2 separate regions of the Homo sapiens genome follow, and region 2 is linked to region 1. Evidence: chromatin loops called from intact Hi-C (ENCODE). Cell type or tissue: dorsolateral prefrontal cortex. All regions are shown on one strand.

The links. Peaks named below come from ENCODE experiments on the same cell type or tissue, not always from the same donor. Only the 100,000 strongest peaks of a DNase experiment are listed, where the experiment ranks them.
Region 2: it touches region 1 in a loop (3-fold over the local background); 10 of 110 quality-filtered maps call a loop at or near these places.

The regions. Positions count from the first base shown.
Region 1 is chr6:90,570,255-90,578,254 of GRCh38, reverse strand. MAP3K7 (mitogen-activated protein kinase kinase kinase 7) reads left to right here. Exons shown (of 17, transcript NM_145331.3): 2 at 6,448-6,558. Among named protein-coding and RNA genes, the nearest start is that of MAP3K7, 13 kb to the left of the region's middle. In dorsolateral prefrontal cortex, a CTCF peak has its summit at 3,522 (motif pointing right); no DNase peak of the experiment used is centred here; H3K27ac peaks cover 266 bases.
Region 2 is chr6:89,936,941-89,944,940 of GRCh38, reverse strand. It overlaps BACH2 (BACH transcriptional regulator 2), which reads left to right. Exons shown (of 9, transcript NM_021813.4): 8 at 6,591-6,797. Among named protein-coding and RNA genes, the nearest start is that of GJA10, 46 kb to the right of the region's middle. In dorsolateral prefrontal cortex, CTCF peaks have their summits at 2,956, 3,289, 4,101 and 4,306 (motif pointing left); DNase peaks (open chromatin) are centred at 3,350, 3,669 and 4,330; H3K4me3 peaks cover 1,137 bases; H3K27ac peaks cover 3,229 bases.

The DNA.
Region 1 (8,000 bases):
TCCTCCTGCCGGTATTTCTTACTTGTTTTTAAAAGTTAAGAAATGTAACTATTTTTCTATAAACTACTGTTTAATTATGAGTCATTCCTCTTTTCAACTCAGTAGAGAAAAGCATTTAATCTTGCCACAACAAGGATAATTTCCATGTAATACTTACCTCTTTTATGTATCTTTGTACTCAGAAATTTCAAGATTAATTCGGTTATTTCAAAATTCAGTCTTCCCCCATAAGGATTTTCCTTTTCCCTTTCTCCTGCCCAAGATGACATATGGGTGCTGTGGAAAGCTTCCACAAATAATATAAACAGCAAGGGAGAGCTCTCTGGTCTGTGTGATGGCTTCCACTGAAATATCTTGCCTTATTATCTGTTGTTAATGGATTAGCCTTGAATGCAGTGATTTTCAAACATTGAAACTACCTGGAGGGCTTGGTAAAACATGGATTGCTTGGCCTTACCGTCAGACTCTATAATTCTGGGTTGCACCCTGAGAATTTATATTTCTAATAAATATCCAGGTGATGTTGATACTGCTGAACCGGAGACCACACTTTTAGAGCCACTGGCATATGCTTTCACTGTCCTTATATCTGCTTTCCTTCTGGAACGTCTTTTTCTTTTGGCTTCTCTGACTCTCTCCTAGTTTGCCTGCTACCATATTGACTGTTCCTTCCTGTTCCTTGCCCATTCCTTCTCCTCTCTTGTGATCTAAATGTTGAACTGCTTCAAAGCTCAGTTCCTCTACTCCACTATCTCCATATTATTTTTGGTTACCTCTTCCAACTGATTGACTAGAAAAACTGACTACATGCTAATGACTCCCAAGTTTGTATCTCTTTGTCTGACTTCTCCATAGATCCTCTCACTCACGTTTCTACCTTCTTACTTGATATCTCCTCTTGGATATCCAGTAGGCATCTTAAACTTCATATGACTAAAACCAAACTCTGAGTTATTAAAAAAAAATCTGCATCATTCTTATCCCTCAGTAAACTGTTGTCCAGTCTAGGTGTTTTCCTTGATTCAGCTCTTTTCCTCTACACCTGTCCTGCCTGGATGCAGAGCATCAGCAAACCCTATTGACTCTACTTCTAAAACATTTCCCAGATCTGCCCAGTTTCTGCACTACCATTGACCTTGCCCTCGTAGCTATTGTTGCTTGTTTGGACTGCTGTAATGGCTTCCTAATGGGTCTCTATTTACATATCCTAGCTTCCCTACAATCCTTTCTTTAAGAGCTATAATGATTTTGTTTAATGTCACATACCATCCTTACTTCCTTGAATTTTTTCAGTTCCTTCACATTGCACTTAGACTGAAATTCAAACTCCTTTTTATGGTAGGTAGAGCCGTTCAGGATCCAACCTCTGCCTGTCCCTCCAGCCTTACCTTACAATCACTCTTCCCTTCCTCCACTATACACCAGCCACACCAAACACTCCCAAGTATTTCTCTAAATCATCACTAAAATGTCACCTTTCTCAGTGAGGCCTTGAGTGATTACCTTGTCTAAAATTGGAGTGAGGCAGAGTGCATACATGTGTGTATACACACACAATTATACTCCTTTTCTTCTTAGCACACAACTCCCTTCCTTTTTATTTGTCTTTTTCCACAAGAATATAAACAATGAGAACAAGGATTTTGATTTGGTTTGTTCACTCTTGTATCATCAGTGCCTAAAATAGCGCATAGCCCTTAGATTGGGCTCACATATTGGAGTAAATAAGGTAGTGAGGTTTTTCTTTTCCCTTAGGGCAAAGCTTTATATTAGTTGTTTCTTCTGTGTGTGTGTGTGTGTGTGTGTGTGTGTGTGTGTGTGTGTGTGTGTGTGTGACAGAGTCTAGCTCTGTTGCCCAGGCTGGAGTTCAGTGGCGCGATCTCGGCTCACTGCAACCTCGGCCTCTCAGGTTCACGCCATTCTCCTGCCTCAGCCTCCCCAGTAGCTGGGATTACAGGTGCCTGCCACCACGCCCCGTTAATTTTTTGTATTTTTAGTAGAGATGGGGTTTCACCGTGTTAGCCAGGATGGTCTCAATCTCCTGACCTCGTGATCCGCCTGCCTCAGCCTCCCAAAGTGCTGGGATTGGTGCCTTGTGTCATCCAAATGTCAGATTCGTAACCTCTTTATATGGCCTTTTCAAACTGCCCAGCCTGGAGCTGCCACTAGTCTCTTGGTCATAGCATCCTATTTTTTGTTGTTGTCGTTGTTCTATGTGGCATTTTTTTAAAGTCTGATTTTTTTCTTACTCATCTTTTGTTTGTATATCGATTTTCTTTTCTCCTCCCCTCCCTTCACATACGCTAGAAAGTACATTTGTGTAGATCAGAGCCTTTGTCTTATTTCTTTCTGTATTTCTGATGTCCCAAACAGTAGCTGGATGTAGTACACACTAAAGAAATATTGGTTTAAGGAGTAAACAAACGAAGTTCATTATTCTTTCAACATCAAGCCTCACTTGCATCCTTTGAAGGCAGAAGACCTAACCCAGTTCTCCCTGCTTGCTGACCAGGCCTTCCCCTTGGCTTTCATTAATCCTCTGAAACCCAGCTGTGTTCTTCATTAAGTATTTGAGCTAGCTACCATCCCACAGACCTCTAATGTAGGTCCCAACACTCTGCCCTACCGCAGCCTCCTTCCTGCAATCAGAAGACTCCTTACTTCTCAGTTAGCTTGCTTTTTGCTTCACAAGAGCTTTTCTTTATCCCTTACGTGTTCTACTGGGGCTGAGGGAACCCGGGTTAGGGCCTCCCTTGGTCTGTCTTCCTTGCCACAATCCTTACTCCTTTGAAGCTTCTGGTGTTTGCAGAGCACATGCTGTGAGGATGCCTGCTCTTAGGGATCTAAGTGAGAAGAGAAGGGTATGAGTCTTTTTTGCTGTTGAATCCCTACCCTAACCCTATCCTGAAAAGGGGGAGGGAGGAGTTTATTAGCCTTCATCATTAGCCCTTACCTTTGGCTCTCTTCAGCTGGTAAGTGTTTAAAAGTTTTTAAGTACTATTATTTAGTCTTAAATTTCTTCTCTACCGCACTTTCATTCCATGAAGGCAGGGGTCCATTCTTTATATATATTTTTTCTTCTCATCCCCAGTGTATCTACCTTTATGCTATTTTTAAAAATGGGAAGTCATTTTTGATACACACAAACTTAATTCTTTAAGTATTGACTGTGCTTATAATCTCACTCCTTTGAATTCACAGCAGTTATTATTTCTATCCTGTATTTCAGGTCAGTACAACCTTGGACATCTTCACCTTTCTTTATTATAACTTTAGATCCTGTCATTTCACTGTGCATGTGAAATATCTCGTGGCCCTAATAAGAATGGAGGCTTCTTAAGCCCATGGGCTCATCTTACAGGAATGTGCCTGTTTTGTATTTCAGGGTGTTCTAGAAAATTGCTTTCTTGAGCAAAAAGGAGAAAGTTTTTCATGTCCTCATTTGACCACATTTTGTTCCCATGGCTTTAAGTTGAAAGCTCAGAATCAGCTCTACTCTCATCACTAGGTGGCACTTGTGAATTACAAATAGTCAAATGAATTTTTATGACAAACATGTGATTCACAAATATAGATAATGTTTGGAATCCCTGCATGGACGTTCCTCAAAATGGAAGAAATGAAAGAAGGGGATTCCTAGTAAGTACCAGTTGCTGTGATGTATTTATAAATACATGGTTGAAGAATAAATTACTTCATAATCATTTCGTATTTAATAGTAATATCAATAGGTAAAGTCTGGTCTCCATGCCTGTGTTCTTAAACTAATGTTGCCACAAAGTTGAAATTTTTTTAGGACCTGCTTGCTATTCATCTTAGTTAATTGCAAGAGAAGTGAGTACTACAGGTCAGGTGCAGTGGCTCACACCTGTAATCCCAGCACTTTGGGAGGCTGAGGCAGGGCGATTACTTGAGTTCAGGGATTCAGGACCAACCTGGGCAACATAGTGGGATCCCATCTCTACCCAAAAGAAAAAAGAAAGAAAAGAAATGAGTACTACAGCCCTTTACACTGATTCATACCCAATTCCAAGCACTTACTGTTCTTTGTAGTATTTGAGGAAATACCTGGTTTTAACTTACGAATCCTGTAGATATTCATGAAGGAAAATGTCAGCACTTCTATTTTACTGCTGAGAAAACAGAAACTCAAACTTGTCCACCATTAAGAGATAATAGGTAGACAGAGCCCTACATTCAAACTCAAGTCTGTTGGATTTCAGAGCCTGGGTGTGCTCTTTCATTTATTCTAATGGTACCAGGTAGCCAGTACCCTCTATTCACAATAAAGTAACTGAATGGCAAGTACAAATGTCTGATGAGAATTGTGAAGGAGAACAAGAACCTAAACCACAGAACACTGAGTGCCCAGGGCTAGGACGAGTGAAATGGGAAGTCAACAAAACAAAGACTAGCTACCAGAGAAGTTGGCCTACTTTGAAATTTTGCCTAGAGGCAGCCCCATTTCCTTTAAGCCACTGATGAACAGAAGCTGAATATAGAGTATGTTCATCATTAGGTGCTCTAGGCTTCAAATTCTGGCTTCTCTGAATATTTTCTGACCATCCAATCTTGGGCAAGTTACAACCATGTGACTCCATTTGCCTCCCTTTTAAATGGAAGAGGATTAAATGTGTTAATGTATGAGAAGCACATAGAATAGTACCTGGCACATAGTAAACATTCAATAAATGTTAACCATTTGAGTAGCTTTAGACATTGAACAACATGGTAAATGTTCATTCTGCCTTATTGATACATGAAGTGGAATTTAAGCTATGGCTAGAGTGGTCATACACATCGCAGTTTACAACTAGTGTCCTAATATTATTATTATTAATGCCCTTTTTTTGATCTCCAAAGTGCCCTCAGTTAGATAATAACTCATTTGATCAACCTAGTTATAGTCAACTTTGTTATAGAAGAGTTTTGTGCCAGGAATTTGTTCATGTAAGTCTAAAGTAAAAGTTCCTCCAAGGGAAGATACTAACTTCTACTTCCCGACATGGGGCTTTATATATGTTACAAATTAGGACTGGTAACATTCCCGTGTTAGACTACCTGGCATCAGACTGCACTTTAACACTTGCTAGCTATATAGCCTTGGGCAAGTTTTACTTCTTTAAAGCTAGGCACTTCAACTGTAAAATGAGGACAGCATTAGTACCTTCCTCTAGGCCTGTGTAAATGAGGTAATGTATATAAAGCATTAGTTAAGTGCCTGCTGCATAGAAAGTACATATAAATATGGTTAAGAGATGCAGATTTTTTGCTAAAGAAAAAGGCCTTGATACAAAGTGCTTAGGTTCATTGGAAGCTGAGAGATTGGAGTAGGTGGTGCTTAACTAAGGTCCTTTCACAATGATAAAATCTAATGATTTTATTCTAACAAGTATCAAAAGCTATTTTTGTTTTCTTTTTTTATATTATGAAAAATGTCAAATATTTGTAAAAATAGGACTCCATGAGAGAGCAATGAACCCATGCAGTATTCATCAGTTGGCTTCAACAATAGTATGATACATGTCTGATCTTTATTTTTATGACTTTTGAAAAATAACTGTAATGAGATCTATTTTACACATCATAAAATTCACCCATTTGAAGTGTACAATTTGGTGGGTTTTGCAAATTTACCAGGTTGTCAGCCACCACCATAAATTAGGTTTTTGGTTTTTTTTTTTTAATAATTTCATCACTTTGTCAGGATACCAGCTACTCATTTACTGTTAATTCTAATTTTCACCCTCGGACCCAGGTATCTATCTATAGATTTGCCTTTTCTGAACATTTTGTATAAATGGAATCATACAATATGTGGTCTCTGGTGTCTGACTTCTTTGACTTAGCATAATGTTTTTGGAGTTCATATCGTAAGTAACATATATCAATAGTTTTTCTTGCGGAATAAAATTCCATGGAATAAATAATACTATATTTTGTCTGTCCTTCATAGCCGGTCTTTTAACATCTATATTTATATCGTTTCTCCTCCATTCCCTATCCCTGTTGAATTATTCAAAGGCTATTTTTAATTTCTTAAATATGATAGCTGAAAATATTTATTATATGTTCCTGCTTTTTGTTTTTCCATATCATCTTCTGTCTTCTCATTCATCTTGTCTGTTTTAGTTTTTTTTTCTCCATTTAACAAATCACTTTACTTTGTTCCTCCATGTGTCTTTTTTGGTTTTACTTGAGAATGAAAGGGTGTACAGATCATAAACTTTCAAAGATAGAGACAAGCATGCATTTAATTATCTTCTCACTTTAACAAAAATTCATACTTGTTCAGTGGCAAATCCAGATACTGTTGATTTCCATGTTTTTTTTTTTTTTAATTTAAAGTCTTAAAGATTGACTTTAGTTTTTTATATTGGGCTGATCTATTTGATTCCGATTCTTGTGGTGTTTTTTGTTTGTTTTTTGTTTGTTTGTTTAACTCAGGTTGTTGGAAGAGGAGCCTTTGGAGTTGTTTGCAAAGCTAAGTGGAGAGCAAAAGATGTTGCTATTAAACAAATAGAAAGTGAATCTGAGAGGAAAGCGTTTATTGTAGAGGTAAGTTGAGATTTCATTTCTTTTGTGTAGTTCTGCACTTAAGATACTCTGTGAATTTAATATTATGAAAAAGATTGGTTTCTCAGATGTCATTTCTTTGTATACATGAACATCAGCAATTCGGTTTAATCAAAGGTACTGCCATAGGAACATTTTCTCGTTCATACTCTTAATTCTGATTAAAAATTAGGGGAAAAGCGACTTAACTACATAAATGAATTCACCCCTGAATTAAAACAGTTTCATCCATGGAATTCAGATCTATTTCAAGGCGTAATATTTTAATTTTAAAATAGAAAAGAAATGGTATGCTTTCCCATTATCTAAAATTAAGAAATTTTATACACTTACTTTAAATGGAATGTTTTTAGAAACTCAGATTATTTTAAAGAAAAATTATTTCAAATTTGATTTTTCTCATTTAGCATGAAAATTTGCACCTATTCTTTTAGAAATAGATTAGATTGAATGATGAAAGAAAATCCAATAATCATGAAATTAGCATATTATCAAATTTATCCTTTACTAACTTTGTTATTTTGTATTTTGGATCACATTATTTAGTTAAATCAATGTTTTTATCACTATTAAACCTCATTGGCCAATGGATAAGTGGCCTGTACCTTATAAGCCTTCTGAATTTATATCTCTGTTTTTTCATTTAATCATAATTTCAAAATATACTTCATATTTTTAATGTATAACATGGAAAAATGAGGACTTAATTGTGATATGAGAAAGTGATTTGTAAGTGGCTGAATGAGTTGAGAAATGCTGATAAGTGATTTGATGTCAGCATGAAGAAAGATGATTTCTAGTAATATGTTCTAGGAGTCTAGCCTCAGCTTTGTTTTATGCAATATTTTTATTACAGTTTAGATAAAGCTATTGATCATTTCCTGTTACATTAGCAGTTTCACAAAGCTGGGTGAAATAGCATATGTGTTAAACATTAGGAATCACAAGTCAAAAAGATCGTAATAGCGTGAAGAAAATTTTTTAAATCCAGATGAGATGTGCATGTAATGTAAAAAATCAAATGGTTCTCCAAAAATTCTTAGTAAAAAAGACTTCAGTCTCCTGTACCTCCTCCAATCTAATTTTCTGCTTCCCAAAGACAACTACTTTGAGCTCATTCCTTCATGTTTGGTGTCCCCAGTCCAGATGCTGTTTATTACCCCTTCTCTAAAGAATCAACCTCTAGTCTTCTGCTGGGATGATAAGAGATAGTCATTGAGCTGTTTGAAGTCAAGGAAGGAATCTTTGAGTCTTTTACACTGTCCCCTGCCCTATCCTTTGATTAGCTCATTTGCATAGGTACCTCATTCTGCTGCCACTCCCCAACCTTTTGGAAGCTTTGTGAGATAAATCTGGTTGTTTCTCCATTTTTCTCATTGCCAGTTTATGATGCAGCTCTTCTAGGTCTGCTCTATCAGTTATTG
Region 2 (8,000 bases), 630 kb after region 1:
TTTAGATGTTGGAAATTATAGAAAATTACAGTCATTTTCCAAAGTAGTAAGCCTCTTAGTAAGACAGCTTTGTAACTGGACCATTTCTACTTAATTGTAGATTTTAGTAAAGAAGCACCACAGAGAGTTTCTTTGCACAGTCAAAAGTATGGATTTTTGGACTTGCTTTATTAACATGTTTTACACTGAGAGAGATAAAAGTGTATGAGAGTAAGAGAGTGTGTTGGGGGCAGGCAGGGGGCGGGAGAGAGAGAGAGAGAAGGGAAGAGAGAGATAAAGTCCAGAGAAAACATGGAAATGGTACAGAATAGAAGAGCCATCTGACTCTAACTCTTCCCACCCCAATGCTGACTTTGAGACACATGTTGTATGTAAAATTTTCACAATCATTTTTGTGGTTTGGTGAATCAGGCAAGTTTTTAGAAGTGTCTGTAATTGGTCTGCTTAATAAAAAGAAACCTTGCTGGGCAGCATAGAAATCAGCCATATTTCTAATTAAAACAGTGTTTTTATGTTGTCTAGAACATTGTAAGTGTCTGGAATTCCAAAGCACATGTCTGTAAGACGAAACCATGTGACAGAGATAGATAGGGCTAATAAACAGAAATAATAATACCTTGTATCTATCAGGCAGTTGAAACTTTCCCAGGCACTTTCTCCACCTGTCATCCAGTTGTATTCTTCATAGCAACCCTGTAAGCTAAGTAGGGCAGGCGTTATCGCCCTGTGACTCCTAGATCCTCCAAGAACTTTGGGACAGACAGAATGAAGACTTGCCTGAGATCACACAACTAATTAATTGACGTATCACAACTGAATCCCAGGTGTCCCATATTTGTGCTAGAAACTGGACCATGAGAAGAGGGCGTGGAAGGACAATTGCGCGAGAAACATTTCTTCACCTGGGAGGGGAGATTTTGTCATTGCCATCTGCCCAGCACTGAGCTGGCTGTCCTGGTTCCAGCAGCACTGGAATCATCTCCAATGGGCATATTGCTTCCTCCCTCGACAGCTCCCTGGGATCTGAGGGTCTCCTCAGAGTACAGGCGTTAAAGACTTCGGAGAGCTGACCACACCATCAGTGTCTCAGGGTATCATGCTAATGTGACCCTACTCCCATGGGTTTCAATCAACATCTGGTAATAAAACCAAGAAATGAAGTAGGAAAAAATATTAACAAACTAGTCTTCCACTGAGATTTCTACAGGAAATATTTGTTTCTGGCTTTTTCTGCAAAATTTGCAGCTACTTTCCTGCTTTTCCAGTAAACTTCACCCAGCAAAGCAGAGACACTAGGCAAGCGAAATGTTTGTTGGGTGAGATAGATACAGCACCACTTGATTGCAACTCCTAAAAAAGATGCAGAGAAAACAAAGATCACGGGGAAATCTACCAGAGCAAGAGAGTCATCATTTGGGGATGAGAATTTTTTTTCCCTTCTTTTGTCTTATATTTTATGAAAGCTATATTTATATAATATGTAATTTTTATATAATACTTACAGAATAATCTATAATTATATAATACTTATATAATTTTTCAATGTTTCCTTTTAACTGGGAGGAAGGGGATGATGGTTTAGGCTGAAGAATGGTCGTGGCTGTTGGCAGGGAAGAGAAATAAAGCAGCCGATTTCTGTTTGGTGAGAAGGAAGCACCGGCATTCCAGGGCCCAGCCTACAGCCTCCCCTCTGCCTCGTTGGTGCAGACAGCATGCAAGGAGACATATGTAGGTTCCATGCACTGTCCAGATGTCACACCTGGACCTAAGAATCCCTGGACACACTGCAGGGACTATCCATTTTACTGACTGCTCAGGAGCTGGAGCCTAGCCAGGCGTGGTGGCTCACTCCTATAATCCCAACAGTTTGGGAGGCCAAGGAAGGAAGATAGCTTGAGGCCAGGAGTTTGAGACCAGCCTAGGCAACAGAGCGAGACCCTGTCTTTAAAAGAAAAAAAATGTGTAAAGCTGGAATCTCCAGAAGAACTAACCCTCCTATAGCCGTGCTTAGCAGGACAGGGCAGGTACCGTGCTAAAAACCCACCTCGGTCCTGCTGCTCCTGTCGTGTTCCAGAGGGGGAAGAGTCAACACTTTGCTGGGCTGAATAAAATCAACAGCAGCTTATTGTGCCAACTGTGGCACAGGCCTCTGGTGCCCTGTTTGGCCCTTGGCCTGCTGACTCAGTGGCTGCCCTGATTCTCCGATTCTCCACTGAGAACCAAAGTGGTAGACCCCTGGCTAAAGAGTGGCGCCCATGAATCCCTCGTGCCCTTCCCCTTATATGCAGCCTGTGTGTCCGGAGCTGTGTGTGGGTGGCTGAGTATAACTAGTGGGGATGGCGACAGTCCACAGGACTCTTCACCTCATCACATTGGCTGTTGGGACTCTTTAGGAAACCAAGCCACTGCTGGGAAGTGAGATCCTGGAGGAGCAAGTGTGTGGAGGGACAGTTAATAAGATGTTAAGCCCAACTGGGCCTGTTTGGCTCAGAATAATTATCTAGAAGGAAAAGAGGTGGGCCTCAACCTTCTTGATGTGTTTCCGCTTTCCAAGGTCTGTTGGCCTTCTCTGACTCCTCAGCCCCATTTGAGGAATGTTTTGAGTGCCGAGAGCCTGGGAGAGGCATGTCCTCCACGGGACCAAACAGTCAGTGGCTACTCCTTATTTCCAGACAAGATGTTCTTGGCTTGGAACTTATTACTCAAGAAACAACTTGGATGTGGTCAAGTTCCCACCCACCCCGACCCGGTGCCTGTCTGAGAACACCTCAGAGACCCCCGCATGTCAGTGAACATAAGTCCTCCCTTGCTAGAGGGGGAACCAAGACTTGTAAAGAGAAACAAGAGTGAGTTGGGGTTTTTTTCACCTGGGAGAAAGTCTATAGTTGACCCATTACCTTTTCCTCTGACCCTCTTTAAAAAGCAGATTGTGTTGCAGCAGCTCTGCTGAAGTGTTGTATGGCTTTTTGTCTCAAGGACTTTGAAACTAGCATTGGTGATTTTTTTCTTTTTCTTGGCAACTCTCCCTCCTATTCCCCTAGTGTTTTATATTCACTGTCTGGATGATTTAAATACAGTAGCTCTTGGTATAGACATCCTTTTGACTTTCCCTGTGGCCTGAACTATAGGGATATCTTCTTTCTGAGAGTAAGTAAACACATTTAGAGCAGAAGCAGAATGGCTTTGTTGTCATCAGAGGGAAAACTCCACAAGCCCCCAAAGCGCCACCACCTCTGCTGTGTTGGAACATCCACATCTCCAACAGACAGACCTCTGTGTTCCGGAGACACCGTGCAGGATCTGAGTGTGTTTGTTATCCAACGGGTATAAGAGGGAAATCAAACATTCTTTCATATCATTAGAAGCCCTGTGCAAACACAGCCCCGTGCACAAAGGCCTTTCCCGAGCCCATAACAAGGAACTGTTTGTCCTGGCTGCCTGTCTTTAGCAGTCGGAGCAGGGCCAAGCCGACAGTGGTGTCATGGGCCCTACTGCGATTTTGCTTTCTTGGACCAAAATTTTACAGGTGTCATGGGACAGAGCTCACCAGGTAGAAGTTGAATCAGATCACCTGCTGGGAACCTTCAGTAAATGCCACACTGCACAAGCTCGGAGCTGTGATGGAACCTGACAAAGAGCTTGCACCCAACCACAGAAAAGTCAAATGATCATTTTGTACATTTGCCTTTGTGCACGGGAATTGACTAGCCACACATGCCGGCAGCCGGGACTCGTGTCTGCCTGCAAATGATGTAACCAAAGAGAAACCTGGGCTCAGGATCAAATGTCTTCATCCTCACTCCCTTGAAGAACACAGACTTAACCCTGCAGCATCTGAACACTATCGAGGGGTTGGTTTCTTCACCCAAGAGCATTTTGATCAGTTCAGCCCAGACCCATATGTTTTTCTGGCTGCTGGGATTCATTGAGTCCATTTATTCTGTCTCCTAGAGTGGCACTGTCCAGTCCATTTGCCTCATGCTGCACGTGGCTGTTGAGCCCCTGAAAGTGGCTAGTCTGAATTATGATGTGCTGTAAGGATAAAATGTGCTTTGGATTTGGAAAGTTTAGCACAAAAAAAAAAAAAACTGTAAACTATCTCATTAATAATTATATTAGCTATATGTTGGAAGTATTTTTATCTATTGGGTTAAATAACATACAGTATTCAAACTCATTTCACCTGTTTCTTTTTACTTCTTTTAATGTAGCTGCTGGAAAATTTAAAATCACAAATGTAGCTCGTATTGTTTGTATTAGACAGGGCTGGGCTAGTGCTTGAAGGAAGTTTAGGTTTGTAGTGCCATCTGCTGGCTCATCCGGAGCAGACGTGAATGTAAACAAGAATGAAGCAATCTGAGCTAACCCACACGTTGTCTCTTAGCCTGGCAGCACACAACCTTTTTATTCCAGGAGCTTCTGAAGCAGGACCAGACTGAACCCAGAAGCTGCTGAATCCCCAAGAGCCTCGGGAAGGGGAGTGACAAACTGCTCAAAGGTGCAAGCCTGTGTCACCTCATGGGTGCCAAGGAGGCTCTTGAGATAGAGTAGTGGTTTGCTGCTCACCTTCCGCACTTGGGGCTCTTTCATGCAGTCTTTTTCACTGGTTGCTATTCTTAAGAAATATTTCAGGCCAGGCACCATGGTTCACCCCTGTAAGCCCAGCATTTTGGGAGGCCAAGGCGGGCGGATCACTTGAGACCAGGAGTTCAAGACCAGCCTGGCCAACATGGCAAAACCGCATCTCTACTGAAAATACAAAAATTAGCTGGGCATGGTGGTGCACACCTGCAATCCCAGCTACTCAGGAGGTGAGGCAGGAGAATCGCTTGAACCAGGGAGGTGGAGTTTGCCGTGAGTCAAAATCGTGCCACTCTACTCCAGCCTGGGTGACAGACCGAGACTCCATCTCAAAAGAAAAAAGAAAAGAAATATTTCAGGCCAGGAATAGTGGCTCCCACCTGTAATACCAACACTTTGGGAGGCTGAGTAGGGAGAATCACTTGAGCCCAGGAGTTTGAAACCAGCCTGGGCAACATTGTGAGACTTCATCTCTTTTTTTCCCCTTCTCTGTGGCGCAAGACCTCATCTCTACAAAAAAAAAAAAAAAAAAAAAATTTAATTAACTGGGCAGGGTTGTCCCAGCTACTTGGGAGGCCAAGGCAAGAGGATTGCTTGAGCCCAGGAGGTTAAGGCTACAGTGAGCTGTGATCATAACACTCCACTCCAGCCTGAGTAACAGAGCAAGACCCTGTCTCAAAAAAAAAAAAAAAAAAAAAAAAAAGAAATATAAGCAATCATTTAACAACATAGTAAGGATACAAACCCATCCTTCAGGAGACTGCTGTCCTCGCTTTAGATAATGCTTATTTGCCTTGATTTGTCAAGAATTGGAATTTGTCAAGATTTGGAATTTTGCTGGCAAGTACCTGCATCCAATGTCTATTGTTGCATAATAAATCACCCCAAAACTTAATGACCTAAAACAATAGTAATCACTTAACACCTCTTACAGTTTCTATGAGAAATGTGAATGTGAGTCAGGAATTCAGGAGTTGCCCATCTGAGCAGTTTGGGCTGAAGATCTCTCATAAGGTGAAGTCAGATGTTGGCTGGGGCTACACTCAACTGAAGGTTTGACTGGGGCTAGAGAATCTTTCCAGGGTGGCTTGTTCACATGACTGGCAAGGTGATGCTGGTTGTTGACTAGAGGCATCAGCCCCTCTCCACATGGGCCTCTCCACAGAGCTGCTTGAATGTCCTCGAGGCATGGCAGCTAATTTTCGACCTAGCCTCAGAAACTATACACCATTACTACTGCTGCATTCTGTTGGTCAAAAGGCAGGAAAAATGCATCTCACCTTTTGATAAAGGAATGTCAACATTTCATTGTAAAATTGGAAAATAAATTCCCAAAGTGCCCAACACTTGTATAGCACTGTACGGCTTTTTTAAAATGCCCTATTTTTCAGATGAGGAAATTGAATCTCAGAGAGGTGGAGTAGCTAGCCTGAGGTCTCATGTCTGGTGAGAAGGATGAAAGCCCGGTTCTTTTGACTCCTACTATATGCTAGTGAAGCCTATCCAAGTTATCTCCTCCTATCTCCCATATGCTATTGTAACTAAGAATCACACTGGGTTTTTTGTGTCTCCAGCATTTTCAGGATACATGGGGCTCTCTTCATTCAGGGGCTTTAGATATGTCCTTATGTGGTATCTCCCTATAACTTGTCATTTTATTGAGTTAGGCTGTAGGTCTTATGGAAGTACATTTCAACTAACTAGAATCTTTCTTACAAAAGTGCTACATCAATGAAAAATGACACATTTTCCAATATTGTTCATGTCATTTGCTTCAAAAATCTCAGAGACAATAACATTGCAATATATGTGTTCTTATTCTGTTTGATTATCCAGGTATTATTACATCTTATCTGTCTTTAAACAGGAAATAAGTAATCACTGCTTGCTTTCAGTAGTTTCCATATTACTTGGTCATCATAAAAAGGAGGTTTTATCATTTTTGATGTTCCGCCTGCCAGAATTAAAATCCAGCTGCCATAATCATTTTCTGTTATTCTTGGTTTCAGGTAAAACTTCCTTTTCCTGTAGATCAAATCACAGATCTTCCAAGGAACGATTTCCAGATGATGATTAAAATGCACAAGCTAACCTCAGAACAGTTAGAGTTTATTCATGATGTCCGACGGCGCAGCAAGAACCGCATCGCGGCCCAGCGCTGCCGCAAAAGGAAACTGGACTGTATTCAGAATTTAGAATGTGAAATCCGCAAATTGGTGAGTTGACCCATCCATTGTGATCAGCAACCTGAAGTGACCAGGACTAATGTAAAGTAACAGCAATGAAAGTTGGAAAAGTAGACAGAAGGGTCACCCTTTGCGGAAGTTTGGGTTTATTTTTTAAGAAGTTTCTCAACAGAAATAATAGCTTTACATCTGTGCGTGTGTGTGTGTGTGTTTGTGTGTCTGCACGCGCATGCATGCGCGCAGGTGTGTAATAGTGTGTCAATATTTTATATCCTTCAGTCATTATTCATATAGAGGTAGTTATTTTTTATTTTCCATCCAACATGTGAAAATAACTGATGTTGGCCAGATGTGGTGGCTCACGCCTGTAATCCTAGCACTTTGAAAGGCCAAGGCGGGTGGATCACTTGAGGTCAGGAGTTTGAAACCAGCCTGACCAACATGGAGAAACCCTGTCTCTACTAAAGATACAAAAAATTAGCCGGGCATGGCAGCACGTGCCTGTAGTCCCAGCTATTCGGGAGGCTGAGGCAGGATAATCACTTGAGCAGGGGAAGTGAAGGTTGCAGTGAGTGGAGATCACGCCACTGCATTCCAGCCTGGGTGATAGAGTGAAACCCTGTCTCAAAAAAAAATGAATAAATAACTGATGTTGATTATGAGCATCTATGGTCCAGGTATTCTTCTAAACTGTTTTTATGGATGATCCCATTTAATCCTCACATGAACGCTATGACTCAGGCACTCCTTTATCCCCATTTACAGAGGAGGGAACTGCAGAAGGGCTGGAAAACTTCCCAGTACTTGGTAGAACTTGAATGCAAACCCAGGTGTCTGATTCCAAATCGTGTCTTGTACCACTGCTTTCTCCTGCCTCCTGGCAGAAGAGAATGGAATAGAGATAGGACGCCTACCTGCAGAGGGGCCATTGCTCAGGAGATGATCTCCTGACATTCTTTGCAGGCCCAGGGTCCTTTCTTTTGCAGTTCTGCCTCAAGGTGGCTGTCATCGCCATCCCTGTGCCTGAGAGTGTTTTGTCACAGAAAACAAACTCCCGTCTCCCAGGCTCCCCCATACTCAGAGCTATGTGCCCCCGCCCCTTCTCCTTGATAAGCAACCATAAACTACAGAAAGTAAATCCAGGTGACCTCTGGCTCCTGACTGTAGCTTTGAAGACAACCAACTCAACCTCCTTCAGCTCCACCTTTCTGCCACCAAATAACAGAAACTCAT